Linked DNA regions of Homo sapiens: region 2 is linked to region 1. A link is a loop called in an ENCODE intact Hi-C map of the cell type or tissue named here. Cell type or tissue: Caco-2. All regions are shown on one strand.

Region 1 (8,000 bases):
AGAGAACTATGACTTCATTAAGCTTTCAGACAAGTCAAGTAAACTATTTGGAAATAATTGGCAATAAAAGCGTGTTTAATAAATATCTGAATGTGTGGCAGCTCTTGGTCTGAGAGCTTGTTTTCATCATAACCAGAATGCAAGGCTTTGAGGACGATGTAGCAAACCCTCACTCATCTCTAACCATATGGTAGTTTTGGTGGCCTACCATTATCTACCAAAAATAACCTAATAGTTGTGCATACAAGTGTTGCCCCAGGCCATCTGCAACACAACCCACTGCACCGGGTGATGACCCCTAGTCAGATGAACACTGTATTAGAGGCAAGCAAGCTAGTTACACGGTAAAATAAGGTCTAGAGCTTCTGTTAAAAGGATGTCCTAGGCAAATTATACTATTTGCTATTCCCACTAATCCCCAATACTTTATCTAGGGAATATTTGGTTAAGGTGAATGTCCAGAATCATCTTGAAAGAAAAAAAATAATACAGCAAATATAGGATTTCCTTCGGTGTAACAGGATGCTATTTCATTACTAACAATGAGTGTGCACATATGGGCAGTTTAAGGGTCTCTTGTCTTTTTGTTGAACCTCAGATAAGTGTCCTCCTCTCCTGTCAGTATCCACACAGGGTCTCTATCCCTCTCCAAGTCCCACCATGAATGCCACGTCCTCTTAACTATGCTTATACTCTAGAGCCTACTCCAATTGATAATGAAAACAGATGCAGCTGTATTTAAACACAGACAAGCAATTAAGCCAAACCGCTCATCAATGCAAACCTGTAGACTGAAATAACAACATAACAATCAATCAGACAGGAGTTTGCCAGTTCTGGACTTCTACAAAGTATCTAGCACACAGTTGGACACACCTCCTCGGAATCCTCACCTTGAACCTCTACAAGCTTCTTTGGCCCTAGGAGGTTAAAATGACTGTATGAACCATGCTTCATGTATACTTATCTGGGAAGAAAGGGAGACACTGGTATTGACAACCTAATAGCACCATCAATTCAATTTCTGCTGCCTTTATGAAAAAGCATCAATATGAGTTCAATCCAGGCTCATCTAGATCTGGTCTTTTGGTAATGGGGTTATACAGCAGTATTGACATTGCATACGCATACCCTATATTCATACACTCTTCATAATCTGATGGCTTCAAATAGCTATCAGGATTTAATCAGAATACAACACAGATTAAAGTGAATTTACATTTAGCAATTTGAATGTAGAGTTGCTTGGGAGTTACAAAGAGAGAACATCTGATCTCTGTCCTAAAAAGAGCTTACTTTCTAGCATCTTAAAAACTCTAGCAGAGACTGTTAATTAATGTGTGTGTGTGTGTGTGTGTGTGTGTATCTCAACATTTGCAACCTTTTGCAAAAGTGAGATAGTTTCCAGAATGGAAAGACCTGTTCTCTAGTCCCAGCATTTTAAAACTGCTCTGAGAAGCCCTGAGGGTTTTAGAGAGGTGCCTCCAGGACCTCAAAGGGAGATAGGGGAAGACCTAAGTGCCCACTCCCAGTTTTTGAGACCATATTGGCTCCTCCCATCTATTTTACATGGAGTCTTTAGTGTACTTGAGGAAAGCGTTCCACAGATCTGCCCATATTGCATATTGGCAATGCATCACAGATGCGATAACAATCATGATACTTTGTCTGTTAGCTAACCATTTTCTTTTTCTTTTTCTTTTTAAAAATATAATTTATTTTTAGTTTAAGTTCCAGGATACATGTGCAGGACGTGCAGGTTTGTTACATAGGTAAATGCGTGCCACGAGGGTTTGCTGCACCTATCAATGATTTACTTTTCCAAAACACTTAGGTGTTAGACCCTACAGCTGAGATGTTTGAGTCCCTGGCAGGCAGACATGTGTTGAAATTCCCAGTACTGGGCACTATGTCTGATACAAAATAGGCTCTCAGTAAGTGTGTTTGACTGGTTGATTGATAGGAAGGAAGGAAGGAAGGGAGGGAATGGAAGGGAGGAAAAGGAAGGAATGGAAGGAAGGAGAGAGGAAAGGAAAGGAAGAGAAGGGAAGGGAAGGGAGAAAAGGGAGAAAGGAAAGGAAAAAGGGAAGTTCAGAGCAAAGGTTAGCTTTGGTTGATATTTTCAGCATACATTCAGCTGTGTCTGAAACTACATAATATGAAGCCGAGGCCTCACCCAGCTATCTTACCTCTCTGACTCTGCACACACATACATACTGACCCATATGCTGCTTCCAGAAACAGAAGTGAGTTCAGCTTGTGTGACTGCATTACTTGTAACACAGGACAAGATGGAAGAATGTCATAGCTACACTGGAAAGGAAAAGGAAAGTCTCATTTTCCCCCAGGACTGAAGTTGAATGGGAGAAGAGCTACTACCAAGCTAGTCCGGGGATTAGTCCAACAAAGCAAAGGCAGTAGAGCCCCAGGGGAACCCAGGTGTGCACAGAGACCACGCCCCAAGGGCTCAGCCTTTGGGCTCTGTCTCCTTGTTCAGCTGGAAGCATCTTCATGTCACTGAGGGAAGCTGGCCACTGCCAGCACTACTACAGCACTAACTGTGGTCCCAGCCTCCCTGTGGCCTTCAGGAGCAGTATCATCAAACACACAGCGTATTAGAAGCGTGATTTTACTACAAGTGTTCTCTTGGTAGGATTTTTCTTAGAAGAAGAAGAGATTTATTTAAATGAATATTACATGAAATATGTGTATACATCTAATCCTGTCCTTCTGTTCTGATGACAAAGTTGAGAAGAAAAACTTTTTCTTCAAAAACCATCCAGCTCTTTATGGTTTCAGATTTCCATAAATAAATACAAAAATCCATCCTGCCCCCTGCTGACAGACTAATATTCCTAAAAATCCAGCTCAAAACTTGACTGTTTCCAGAGTAGTTTCTGAGTTGGGCCAGAACTCCAACCCACCATGCCAGGCCCTCCCCATTTGGAGCCTGGTCTAGCTTTCTTGGGCTGTGACATTGGACCGGGCACTTCAACACCAGGGAATGTGTTGTTCACATTATAATGATGGTAAAATTGCTAAGACAATTTTCTGTCATGTGGCAATTAAGTGTCCAGGTGCTTCCTGGTCTAGCTCCAAAGAGATGCCTTTTGACCTATAACAGACAGTCTGTGGCCAGCCTCACCTGCGACCTCGAACAGCCCCACACCCCAGTCCCACGGTGCCAGAGTGGGTGCTTGGGAACTGGAGCCCAAGAGCCTGTAGTTGGGTTCACCTTCTACTCACTGAAGGGCACAGTTCTCTGAGCCTTCATTTTCCCGAGAGGAAAATGGGGTAATAACAGTATATGCCTCATGGGATGGATGGGTTAGCAGATTAAATAAATAATTCACAAACAGTGCTCATAGCAGGCCGACTGCTTAGTAATAATAAGAAATTTTGATATTGCTTGCTCCCTGCTGTCCGCGACCCTTCCGACAAAGTGTGACTGTTTGTGTAGTTTATTGTGGAGAAGCTCCTTAGCCTTCATCAGATTTTAAAGGGATTCATGATCTGCTGCCTGATCTGCTCCCCACCCCACATCCCACCAAAAAAATTCAACAAGAAACCACTGCTAAAAAGGATACACTATCTTTATATCCACACACTTCAAATATTAGGACAGTGCTGGGCACATAATAAACTCTCACTAAATATCTATTGCTTTCATTTGAAAAACAAAAATAAGAATTGATATCTATAAAAGATAAAAGAAGAAAGACATTTTTTAAATTTAGATTTTTTTTTTTGAGGGGGGGACAAGTCTCACTCTGTCGTCCAGGCTGGAGTGCAGTGGCGTGATCTCGGCTCACTGCAACCTCTGCCTTCCGTGTTCAAGCAATTCTCCTGCCTCAGCCTCCCAAGTAGCTGGGACTACGCCTGCCACCACACCCAGCTAATTTTTTGTATTTTAGTAGAGATGGGATGTCACTATGTTGGCCAGACAGGTCTCGAACTCCTGACCTCAGGTGATCCACCCGCCTCAGCCTCGCAAAGTGCTGGGATTACAGGTGTGAGCCATTACGCCCAGCTAATTTTTTGTATTTTAGTAGAGATGGGGCTTCACTGTGTTGCCCTGGCTGGTCTCGAACTCTGGAGCTCAGGCAATCTGCCAGTCATGGGCTCTTAAAGTTCTAGGATTACAGGCGTAAGCCACCATGCCCGGCCAATTTAGATTTTTAAAAATAAAATTACTCAGAAGTCTTTTGAGAAGGAAACTCTATAAATCCTAACATCTTATGATTTTAAGAAATAAGTAACTATCAGGAGGCTGTAAATTCTGTAGAATTTTCTCTCTGAATTAAAACAGTATCTGGCTTTTAATTCTACAAGGTTCACAACTCCACATTCTCTAAATAAGCCAGTCCACTTCTGTTCAAAAGGCCACTGCCTAATTGATTTCACCAATAAGTGTTTTCCTTCCCTCTGTTCCCAAGCTGCAATAGCACACGCTGGGAACTGCTAATGTGGCTTGGTTGCTCCAGCGTTGCTTCCTGTGCTTCCCAGCAGTCTGGGCAGCTTTCTCTTGGCCAGCACCAGATACTATGGAGTTTTCCTCTCGTTCTCTGCCTTGGGTCTGTACACGGCTGCGCCCAGCGCCAGCTGCTCCGTCCCTCCCTCTCTTGTAATCCACTCTCCTTTAATATTCCAAGGGTGACCCTTGACTGTCCTTTGAATGCCACTCCAATTCAAAAGGCTTCTGAGCTTTTAAGACGAGCAGAGATAACATAATTCCAAGGAGATGGGGGTGGGGAGGAAGGAAGAATGTGATTGGAAAGATTAGCTAAATCTTCTCATTCCTGGGGATTTGGCTGCTCAGGAAAACATGAACTAGAAGGTTTTTTTTTTTTTTTTTTTAATAGGTTCTCCCCATTCCGTCAGCTATCTGTATTAGCTCCTATTAAAAATATTTTGCAGATTTGTTTCCAATTCAAACTATAAACAGAGGCTTAAGTAAATATTTCTTTAAATCTCTAGCCTTTGAAATTGAGGGCAATTAAAAAACCAGGCCAGCCTTTATTAATATTTACTTACATCCTCTTTAGTTTGCATGGATTGGGGATGGCTCTGAATCAGAGCCTACTTAAGACAAAACTGATGCAATTCAACAAATATTTATTGACAGTTCATCAGTACCAGGTGTTGTGCTAGGGACAATGAGAAATGTAAAGATCTAGAAACATTAGCTACCATAAAAAAAGTCACCATCTAGTAGACATCAGCAAAGGGAAGAGAGTAATTGTATTCGGCATCTTCTTTGTGCCTGTCTACTTTCACAGTAATAACATTTTCTTAGCACCCTGATCATGTTTACGCAATGTGTTCTATGTATGTAGATTAGGCATGTGCACACACAAACACAATGCCCTCTCTTGGAAGCACTGTCTTGACCTCATCATGGTTGCTAATAAATAAACATGTCGCTCCACGCAGGGAGTTTTGACTGGTTTTCTAGGCTTTGTTTCTCATTTTAGGGAGATAATCGGCAACTGACAACCCACCATCTCACACTCTGAAGCTCACACAGTGAAACGAGGTTTCCACACAGCCATTCAAGATTGGCACTGCTGGATGGAACAGATGAAGCATCTGAGTTGCTGTTTCTCCCTGCGTATTTGTAAAGAATTGCTGACTTAATATCCTCAAGCACCTAGAATGGCTAACGTGTTGTCAAGGGGAAAATCAGACCCATTTTAACAAGTCAGTAAGACACCTTCATAAAAGCATGTAAAAACAGGTGAGCCGAAGTCTTCATAAACAATTGGCTCTGTTAAGTGGGTTTAGGGGCTTATCCCATATCCACTTGCTAACATTAATTTGCTTAGACAAATTGTTTAAGGGAAAAATGCATCATAGATTGAAGAAAGACAACAACTCAATGCTGACTGAATTACCCAAATTTTAATATGTAAGCGAGGTCTGTTCCTATGAACTGATGTACCTGTGCCCCAAGAAAGCTTGATCCTCCACGGCTGGAATTTAGCCTCATTACACAATCAATCCTCTTTCATGCTACTCCACTGAGCTTCTGCACTATAACTCCACAGGGGCATGCACTTTGCCTGAAAAGTTTTCTGTTTCCCCACAACACAAATGAGAGATGAAATATTGCTGGGTTCTCCTACTTTCTCTCATACCTCAACTACAAGGGCCCATGTATCTACCTTTCTCCATGCAGCTGGTTCCTGTCCTGATGCCCTGTGAGATTTGAGCTCTGTCTGCAAGTCTTGCCCTTGGTGTTCCAATCTTGTGAGTACTTATTTCCTTAGTATGCCAAGCAAAACTCTAATCAAGCCTGCTGAATACTTCGTTAAAGTAAATCAGCAAGAAATCATCTTTTGAATTAAAATAAGCAGAAAAATCCGAATTAGTGTTAAGATAAACGAGGAAATAAATGCCCAAATTTTGATATAAAAATAGTCAACCTCAATAGACTTTTAAACCCTGAATACATTTTTAAAATCCAGTGGAAAACAGTTTGATTTGTTGTTGCACAAAGACTGTTAGAAATTTTTTCTCATTTAACTTTGATATTGTGTGTGTGTGTGTGTGTGTGTGTGTGTGTGTGTGTGTGTGTGTTTCTTTAGAGATGGGGTTTCACCATGTTGCCTGGGCTGGTCTTGAACTCCTGGGTTCAAGTGATCCTCCCACCTCAGCTTCCCAAAGTGCTGGGATTACAGGTGTCAGTCACCATACCTGGCTTTGGTAGTGTTTTTAATGTTATTTATTTATCCAACATGCTTATTGAGTGAGTACTATATGCCAAGGGTCCCCAACCCTTGGGCCACAGACCAGTCTGTGGCCTGTTAGGAACTGGGCCACACAGCAGGAGGAGAGCGGTGGGCAAGCAAGTGAAACTTCATCTGTATTTATAGCCACTCCCCATAGCTCGCATTACCACCTGAGCTCTGCCTCCTGTCGGATCACTGGTGGCATTAGATTCTCGTAGGAGCACAAACCCTATTTGAACTGCATGTGTGAGGGATCTCGGTAGCCCATTCCTTGTGAGAATCTAATGCCTGATGATCTGTCACTGTCTTCCATCACCCCAAGATGGGACCTTCTAGTTGCAGGAAAACAAGCTCAGGGCTCCCACTGATTCTATATTATGGTGAGTTATATAATTATTTCATTATATATTACAATGTAATAATAATACAAGAAATAAAATGCACAATATATGTAATGTGCTTGAATCATCCTGAAACTGTCCTCAGTCTATGGAAAAATTGTCTTCCATGAAACCAGTCCCTCGTGCCAAAAACGGGGACCACTGCTATATACCATCCACTCCTCTAAGTGATGGGAACACCTCATTGAACAAGACAGATCAAGTCCAGGGCCCTCTTGCAGCTAAAATTACAGTGGGAGAGACAGGCAAAAGCGAAATAAGTAAATACGATGTTGAGTAGTAACGAGTATTATGAACAAAAACAAAGCAGGGCATAGGGTGACCTGGAGGGGTGTGGGTATGTAACTTACATAAGGCGATCAGAGAGGTCTCACAGTGAAGGGACCCGTGGGCACAGCCACAGTGCCTGAGGGGAAGGGCATGTGAGCATCACAAGGCCATGTGGAGGGAAAGGCCCTGCGCTGGAGGCCTGTTTAGTGCCCTCTTGGGGAGAGGAGGCTGGTGGGGCTGAGAAGTGGGTGGGCATGGGTGCTAGAGAAGTGGCCCATGGCCAGATCTAGTAGGCCATTTTTTGGCCATTGCAAGGACGTGGAATTTAATTCCAATCATGAGAGAAAACCACTTGAGGGTTTTGGGCAAGGCATGACAAGGTCTGATGTGCCTTCCAAAAGGCTGCTTTGTGGGGAGGCAAAAGCAGAAGTGTGGAGGCAAAAGCAGAAGTGTGGAGGGAGATGCCTGGTAGTTTAAGCACTAGACACATTTTGAATTAGAAATAAAAGATTTTAAAAGGTTTACTGGGCCATAAAAAAGCTGTTATTCTCATAGAACTAGGGAAAAAATTCAATAACCCATATCTTACGAAAATTCA
Region 2 (8,000 bases), 140 kb after region 1:
TACATGTTGTTTTATTTTTAGGAATTTTCTCAATTGAAATCGAATCTGAATCAAAGTAGATAAGAGTTACTTTAAAATTCTAACACCTCCCCAGCTTTTCCTTGATCTTATAATGTATGACTGTTCTTAAAATTTTATATACCCCGAAGTGTCATTATTATTTTCGTTTGCCATTTTGACACCGAGAAGTTTATTCTTAGGAGAAACTGTCGGTGGGAATACAGGATTCCATTCTGCATCCTATACATGGAGCAGCCTAAACTAAATGCTAAGAGACGCTCCAGAGTAACGGGGGGAAAGCAAAATTAGAACATATTTTCTGACTATTCAGTCTGTGTCCAAGTACACAAAGTGAGAAGTTGATAAATTGCCCAATAAATTTAGTCATTATAGCCCAGAAAATTTAGGTGTAATTGATGATCAATGACCCAAATCATTCAGGGACCCAAGTCCCTAGGAACTTCAAATCCCCATTCCATGTATAAATACTGGCTCTCCCTAAGGCCTCCTTCCCTGACCTAGACATTTCCTCACGTTGCTTCTGAACACATTTGCAAAACCTTTGTGTGTGAGAACTATAGTCTTTACTTTTGCATTGAAAGTGCAAGGAAAACTGAAGATTATTTTGAATCCAATCGTTTTTCCCCTCATCAAAATATGCAGTGAGCGCCCCCTGTTGGCTGCCTAGCAGCAGGCAATACACAAACACTCAGCCTTGTTAGTACACAAAGAAGGAAGTAAACAAAAAGAGCCAATGGTAATTTGGACTCCCGTATCTAAGGGGGGTAGAGGTGGGGAAGGAAGGAGAGGAAATCAATATTTGCTTAATGGAAAAGGACAACATTGATAGGGAAGGAAGTTTTATTCCCAAGCTTTTAATGGGGTATTACAAGCACTGGGGAGGAGAAAATTCTCTTTCTTTTCTCTTTCTTTCTTTTTTTTTTTTTTAAGCTTAAAGCTGTATATTTTTTTTTCAGTGTTAGATGAGTAAGAGTTCCTGAAATTATAGTGGGCAGAAAAACCAAACAAATACATTTGCTTTTGCTAAGGGCACACTTGGCTTTTTAGGTTGTGCCTTTCCTCTATTCTACTTAAGTCAAGCACTAAGAAATCTACTGTAAATTCTGGACTTTCCACCATGTTTTCAGGTAGGTGATCTGGGCATTGAAGGGAGGAAAAATGGCTAGGAGAATAATACACAAACATGCACACACATATATTTTCATTCTGATATCCTAAGGATTGAGTCAATAAACATAGATTTCCTTTATATTTACCTGAAGTGTCTTAAATTCTAACCCCTTCTAGTTTACCTGTTAAAATCTAGCTTTACTAATCTACAGGGAAGCATAGATTTTATTTAAAAATCCTGTTTAAAAAGTATGATAGTGGGTTTAAAAGTATAAAGGATATTTTTTCAATCCTGACAATAGAGGAGTAAGATGAATTTCTCTCCAAGAAATCTCTTCTCTGATAGGGCATGGTGGCTCATGCCTGTAATCCCAGCACTTTGGGAGGCTGAGGTGGGTGGATCACTTAAGGCCAGGAGTTTGAGACCAGCCTGGCCATCATGGCGAAACCCCATGTCTGCTAAAACTACAAAAATTAGCCAGGTGAGGTGGCATGTGCCTGTAATTTCAGCTGCTTGGGAGGCTGAGGCACAAGAATCCCAGCTAATTGGGGGGCTGAGGCATGAGAATCACTTGAACCCAGGAGGTGGAGGTTGCAGTGAGCCGAGATCACACCACTGCACTCCAGCCAGAGCAATAAGAGCAAGACTCTGTCTCAAAAAAAAAAAAAAAAAAAAAAAAAAAAAACTTCTTTTAGAAAATTTAAATATTCATGCTTTTATTCTCAATTATATCTCTCCCCAGTTATAAATTTTAAGTATATGATTAGTATATGGCATGGCCAGCACACTAGACTAAGAATCAAAAGATTGGGGTTCTAATCCTGGCTCTGCTGCATTTCATCCCTATAACTGTGTGGCCTTGTAACTTCCCTGAATTTTAGTTTTCTCATCTGAGAAATGAAAGTCATTAACTTGATCATTAATCAAGATACATGGGGATGCTAATTATGTAGCAATGCACTGCCAGATGCTTAACTCTGGAGGCTGTGTTTGGAGAGGGACTCATAAAACTAACAATAAGCTAGATCCTAATTTCTGTAAATTTCAGTGACTTGACTCAGGAACAGAGAGGCGCTTGATTCTGGTGTCAAACAGATTGGGCCTCAATCTCATCTCTGCTCTTTTCCATCTGTGTAACCTTGGAAAACTAATTGTTTCTAAAACTGGGTTTCCTTATGTGGAAACATTGAGTTGTTTCTCCCAAGTCATGTGAATGAAAAATGGCAGAAACAAGACAGGACTACAACCGTGCCCTTAAGGACCACTCCTCTAGAAGGGAAATGAACACAAATAAAAAGTTACAGCACTGAGCAACTTGGTTCCTGAATTATTTTTATTGTACTTCTTGAAGGGACCTCAATGACATGCCAAAGAATTTAGATTTTATCTTGTGGATGAAGGGGAGTTAGTAGAATATTTTAAGTAGGAATGGGGTAGGATCATGACTAACTCAACAAGATGTTAAGAGAATTTGAGAAGCAACCATATGTGAATGTGATACATTTGTAGAAATTTTTATGGCTATATTTATCATCGGTGATCATGCAGGGAAAAGACCCAAACACTGTATCTCTCACTCTGATGTTGGGCATTTGTGTTCTAATATAATGTCCTATGGGAATAAGGTAAGACTACTCCTCTATAGGAAATTAGAACTTGGAAACTGAGCCTTGATTAATGGTTGCAGGTCAGCCTTTCCTGTTTTCACTCATCTCTTCCTTTAACCCGGATTCCAAGAAAGCTTGACAACTGTCTACACTGATGTGTAAAAATGGCCTCTGCCAAGGGAGGCAGCCAGGGCTGGACAGCCAGTCCTTCCCATTTAAATATTCTCTCTTCAGTGCCAACCTTGGAACATATTAAGGTGATAAAGTTGCTGCCAGATATGTGAAGAGAATAAGGTTAATTTTGTTGTCTTAAAGGAGAGGAGCCATCCGGTGTTGCTATAAAGCAAATATAAATCAATAAGGCACTCAAATAAGCTCAATATCTAGTCCTTGACAATCAACAGGAATATGTTCCACTTAATATGGCATCTCACCAGTTAATTTATTGCCAAAATGTGACAGGGTTATGTGAAACTTTGGTTATAAATTCTAGTGCATGTAGTTCCTGCTATCTAAATTTTCTGCTTTAGAGTTCATTCTGGGGCTGGGGGCGTGGAAGGATAGAGCATGCTTATTATGAAAGGTCAGCATGCGGTGATTACAGCTTTTCTAAATCTGGGTCATGGGTTTATAAAAGGCTTATGATCCATCAAAAGACCTCTCTGAGTCCACAGAATGAAAAGAATGTAGAAAAACTATTGTTCAGGGAAATGCTTTGCTTGTTATTAAGATGTGGTCATTTCAATTATTAACTTATTTTGTAATGCAGTCACCCAACTAGAATTCTCTACTTCAAAGTGTATGTCTTTGGAATGTTACATAATCTTTTCAAAATAGTATGTCTTCCTTTCTGAAAAATTCATTTCTCCAATGAATTAGGAAGCTGAGTCACTTCCTTAATCAGGACAGGCCCCTCCCCCAGGAGTGCTGTTCGGCTCCATTTTAACTACCCTGGCAGGTGGCGGCCTGGTTTTTAGTTCCTTGAAATCTACAAATATACCCTTCACTTTGGAAGAGGCTCTTAGCTCAAAATGCATTTCTTTAGAAAGATTCACTGAGAAGAAGTAGGGGAAAAAAAAAAAAAACACCACAAAGCCATGTACTTAAACAGTCTCTTTCAAGCACCACTTAGTGGCGTGGAGCTGAACTGAAGAGATTAGGATTTGACGTCTGACGTAGTCACTCTGTAGCTCCATAATCAAGGGCTGTCCAAGGGTGAGTATGGGGCCTCGGGTCTCTGGGTTAGTGCCAATTATTGAAGGAGTTTGGGGAGAAAGGGAGGGAATAGGAAGGGCAGCCTATTTCTATGAAAAGGAGAGGATTGATACCAGCACTGGAGTGGAAACTGTAATGAAGGAAGTGGCTATCTGGTTGGCAAGGCCATGATTGAAGGGGTCAGATCCCGTGAAGAGCACCTGCAGCAGATGGGACCCGCGCCACACTTCTGTTGGATTTTGTCAATGGGGACAGGGGGAGGTTTAAGGGAGTGCTCTTTCAGAGGCTCTTACGTGCATCATTCACTCTAGGGGTTTGTTTTGTTTTGTTTTTGAAACAGGGTCTTGCTCTGTTACTCAGGCTGGAGTGCAGTGGCACCATCACAGCTCACTGCAGCCTTGAATTCCTGGGCTCAAGTAATCCTCCCACCTCAGTCTTCCCAGTAGCTAGGACTACAGGTGTGAGCCACTGCACCTGGTTTTTATCTGTAATTAATGCCAAATTTTACCCTTCAGAAAACAGTATAGGAAAACTCCTCCACTGAACTCTGCAGGTTGAATGTTTATGGCTAAACCAGAATGAAAGTTATGATAATGCAGGGTAATAGTTATTAAACAACAAATAAAAATTCTCCAATGATAGAAGGGGCCTTGAGAGGCCACCTAGCCCAACCCTATTCCATCAGCCCTTTGAACCTGACAGCACTTACCATATATAATGGGATGAACTACATGCATTTCTGCACCGCCTGACGCATGGTGAGAGTCACATGAGGACAGGGAACTTAGCATTGGGCTTAAGTAATACTGGTTTGACGTTTGTTGAGAAGCCATGAAACAAAAATGTATAAAATAGTGTAGTACTAATGGACTGAATCCCTATTTAGAAAAGTGTATAGTAATCAAGTAAAGGTGGTGGTGGTCATGGTGTGTGTTGGGGGTGGGAATGGGGTTAGAAGTCAGATAGGGTTTTTTTTATGACTACCTAGCCTAGAGCGATTTCTGGCTGGTAACAGTTTGTTTCATCTAAGTCTGTATGCAGTGGACTTTAATGTCTTCCTGTGCATCAAAGGCCTCACACTGTACTTCGGGGGGCTTTTGTGCATCCTGGTGGGTGCTGTCTACCCAGGGTTAGAGGAGATACTGGGACACCAGACACTCAGCAAGTGATGTGCTAGCTGCTGTTGCAAGAAAATTCTTACTGAGCCTCAATGCAAAAACAATTAACAAAATTCCTCAGCACAGGGGATGTATGGTCCTCACCTGAATGGAGCCAGGAAGTCCCTAGGCATCAGCATTGGACTCTGTTCATGGGACCAGGAGCTGGAGCAGAACGGGAAAGCTTTGCCTCTGGCTTCTCCCAGCTTTCTCCCACTTCATGTTCCCTCCATTCTTCATACTCCTCAACCTAGGGATTCCTTTCTGGTCTTAGAGTTACAAAGATTTTTATTCATCAAATCTCTTTCATGTTCTCCTGACGCCTGCGCAATTGAAAATGAAAATACAAGACTTTGCATTTCTGCTGTATCATTCCTTTCCTGAGGAAATGAGTAAAGAATGCCAAGCTGACAACACGGGAGAAGACAAGGGGTAAAAGAACTGGTGCAGGAAGAGGGAAGAACATATAAATTAATACTTACATTTTAAAAAATATACTATCCTGTCGTATAAGTCACTAAACAGCCCATTTACTCAGGGATGATAGAAGAGAGACAGAAGATAGGCTTTATTAATATTTTCAGTACGGACACAGTTATGTGGTCTTCTCACTTACGTCACAAATATCAAGCCCTCTGTGTCCATCTCTGTTACCGTATTATCAGGACTCTTACACTTGGCAAGTGAGAAAACTGAAATTAGTCGGACGTGGTGGCGCATGCCTGTAATCCCAGCTACTCCGGAGGCTGAGGCAGGAGAATTGCTTGAACCTGGGAGGTGGAGGTTGCGGTGAGCCGAGATCCAGCCATTGCACTCTAGCCTGGGCGACAGAGCAAGACATTGTCAAAAAAAAAAAGAAAAGAAAAGAAAAGAAAAGAAAATTAGATCGTCTCATGTACCTGGTAAATAAAAGATGATTTTAGAATTCTTCACAGTTTGGTCCAGTTGCTCAAGCATTTATCCCAGGGCTCTCTCTCTCCCTTGCCAGTCCTCAGCAGAGCAGTCCCGATTGGCTTCATTATTCAGTCAGGCTTTCCCCACGAAAGCAAGATGAAGGTGGCGGCAAACAGCGCAGACTCACATTCTTTCAGGTTGGTGAGCCCAGAAGAAAGAGGTTCTCTTCCATGCTCATTTCAGCGACGAAGTTTTGATCAGCACACCTTGAGTTAAAAGTCCTTACCTAGGGCCAGGCGTGGTGACTCATGCCTGTAATCTGAGCGCTTTGGGAGGCTGAGGTGGGTAGATCACGAGGTCAGGAGTTCGAGACCAGCCTGACCAACATGGTGAAACTCCGTCTCTAGTAAAAATACAAAAATTAGCTGGGCCTGGTGGCATGCACCTGTAATCCCAGCTACTCAGGAGGCTGAGGCAGGAGAATCGCTTGAACCCGGGAGGCAGAGGTTGCAGTGAGCTGAAGTCACACCATTGCACTCCAGCCTGGGTGACAGAGCGAGAATCCATCTCAAAACAGAAAAGAAAAGAAAAGAAAAGAAAAGAAAAGAAAAAAGTCCTCAGAAGAATTACTGTGTCCAAAGGAAATGTATTATAATTGGTTCAACTTGCTCACATGCTCACCTTGAAGGTAGGAAGTCCTGGTGATTGAGCCCAACCAGCAACACCTAGAAATTAAAGGCTACAACGTCACGAAAATGTTCCAGAAAGTAAAAAACTAATTACTCCACTCTACTTCACTTGCCTTATTTTTGTATTTTTTTTTTAAAACATGATCCAGTACTTTTCAAATTGCAGATTGTTCCCCAATTGCAGATTATGAAATCAACTTAATGAATAGTGACTAGAATGTTGTAGGGTAGTATAGTATAGAATAGAATAGAATAAAAAAAATTAGCAATGTCAGTTTGCATCACTTATACTAAAGGTAAGTATTATTTCATGGATATTTTGTTTCAATTATGTCTCTCTGTGTGTGTGTGTATACTCTTTCAATATACATGTCAATATCTAGGTTATGATATAGAGCAAATTTCTTACTGTGGGGTGCAGTAAGTAAAAACAAAACAAACAAAGAAAAACCTTTCAGATACACTGAGATGATCTACCTATCAGTAAGACTTTCAAGTACTTTTAATTCTTTGGAGGATAAAATTAATTCTACTTAGCACTTGGAGTGATTAACCTTTTCTGTTAAGAATCCAAATTTGCTCTGCATATTTAATGATTTTTTGCCAATTTGTTTTGTAAAGAGTTTGGCCATGAAAACAATAAAACAAAAAGTCCTAGGGACCTAACAATAAGTGCCTATAGTTTGAATGTTCTGAGATTGGCACTGTACATTCAGAAAACAGAACCTCAAAGGCAGTTCATATAAGTGGTTGTAGAACAACGTAAGTAGCATGCTCTGTCAAATGACTGTAAGAATCTGAGCAGAGTGGTGCCTGCCTATAGTCATAGCTACTTAGGAGGCTGATGCTGGAGGATGGCTTGAGCCCAGGGGTTCAAGGCTGCAGTGAGCTATGATCACACCACTAGACTCCAGCTTGGACAACATAGTGAGACCCTGTCTCTAAAAACAGCAACAACAACAACAAAAAAACACTTTAAAATAACTGTAGGGAAAGCAGCATCAGAGTTGAATGTCTTTCACAAAGCAGGTCAACAATTTGCAAAGATTCAAGAAAACTAGTTCCAAGAGTCAGAATTGCCTTGTATTTTTTTAAGTTATCTTACAACTTACTTATGGAAGATATATAGTAAAATATTAAGTTGTTTTCATTGTCAAATGATAGCCTGGAAGCAGGAAAAGTTGTTATAGGCAATATTAGTCACAGAAAGAAACTGGCTTAACTCAGAGTTAAATCATCACATGTCTGTGGAATAATACCCCAGTGGCTTAAAAGAGCTCTAGCTTCCAAAGATAGAAGGACCATC

The links. Hi-C counts contacts between places; a loop is a spot of excess contacts. Peaks named below come from ENCODE experiments on the same cell type or tissue, not always from the same donor. Only the 100,000 strongest peaks of a DNase experiment are listed, where the experiment ranks them.
Region 2: a loop joins it to region 1, with 10 times the contacts of the local background. A loop is called at or near these places in 4 of 110 quality-filtered maps.

What each region holds. Positions count from the first base shown.
Region 1 is chr7:39,070,234-39,078,233 of GRCh38, reverse strand. All of the region lies in intron 1 of POU6F2 (POU class 6 homeobox 2), which reads right to left. Among named protein-coding and RNA genes, the nearest start is that of POU6F2-AS2, 61 kb to the right of the region's middle. In Caco-2, no CTCF peak of the experiment used is centred here; a DNase peak (open chromatin) is centred at 4,593.
Region 2 is chr7:38,925,426-38,933,425 of GRCh38, reverse strand. No RefSeq gene overlaps it. Among named protein-coding and RNA genes, the nearest start is that of VPS41, 20 kb to the right of the region's middle. In Caco-2, CTCF peaks have their summits at 493 and 692 (motif pointing left); DNase peaks (open chromatin) are centred at 645 and 3,675.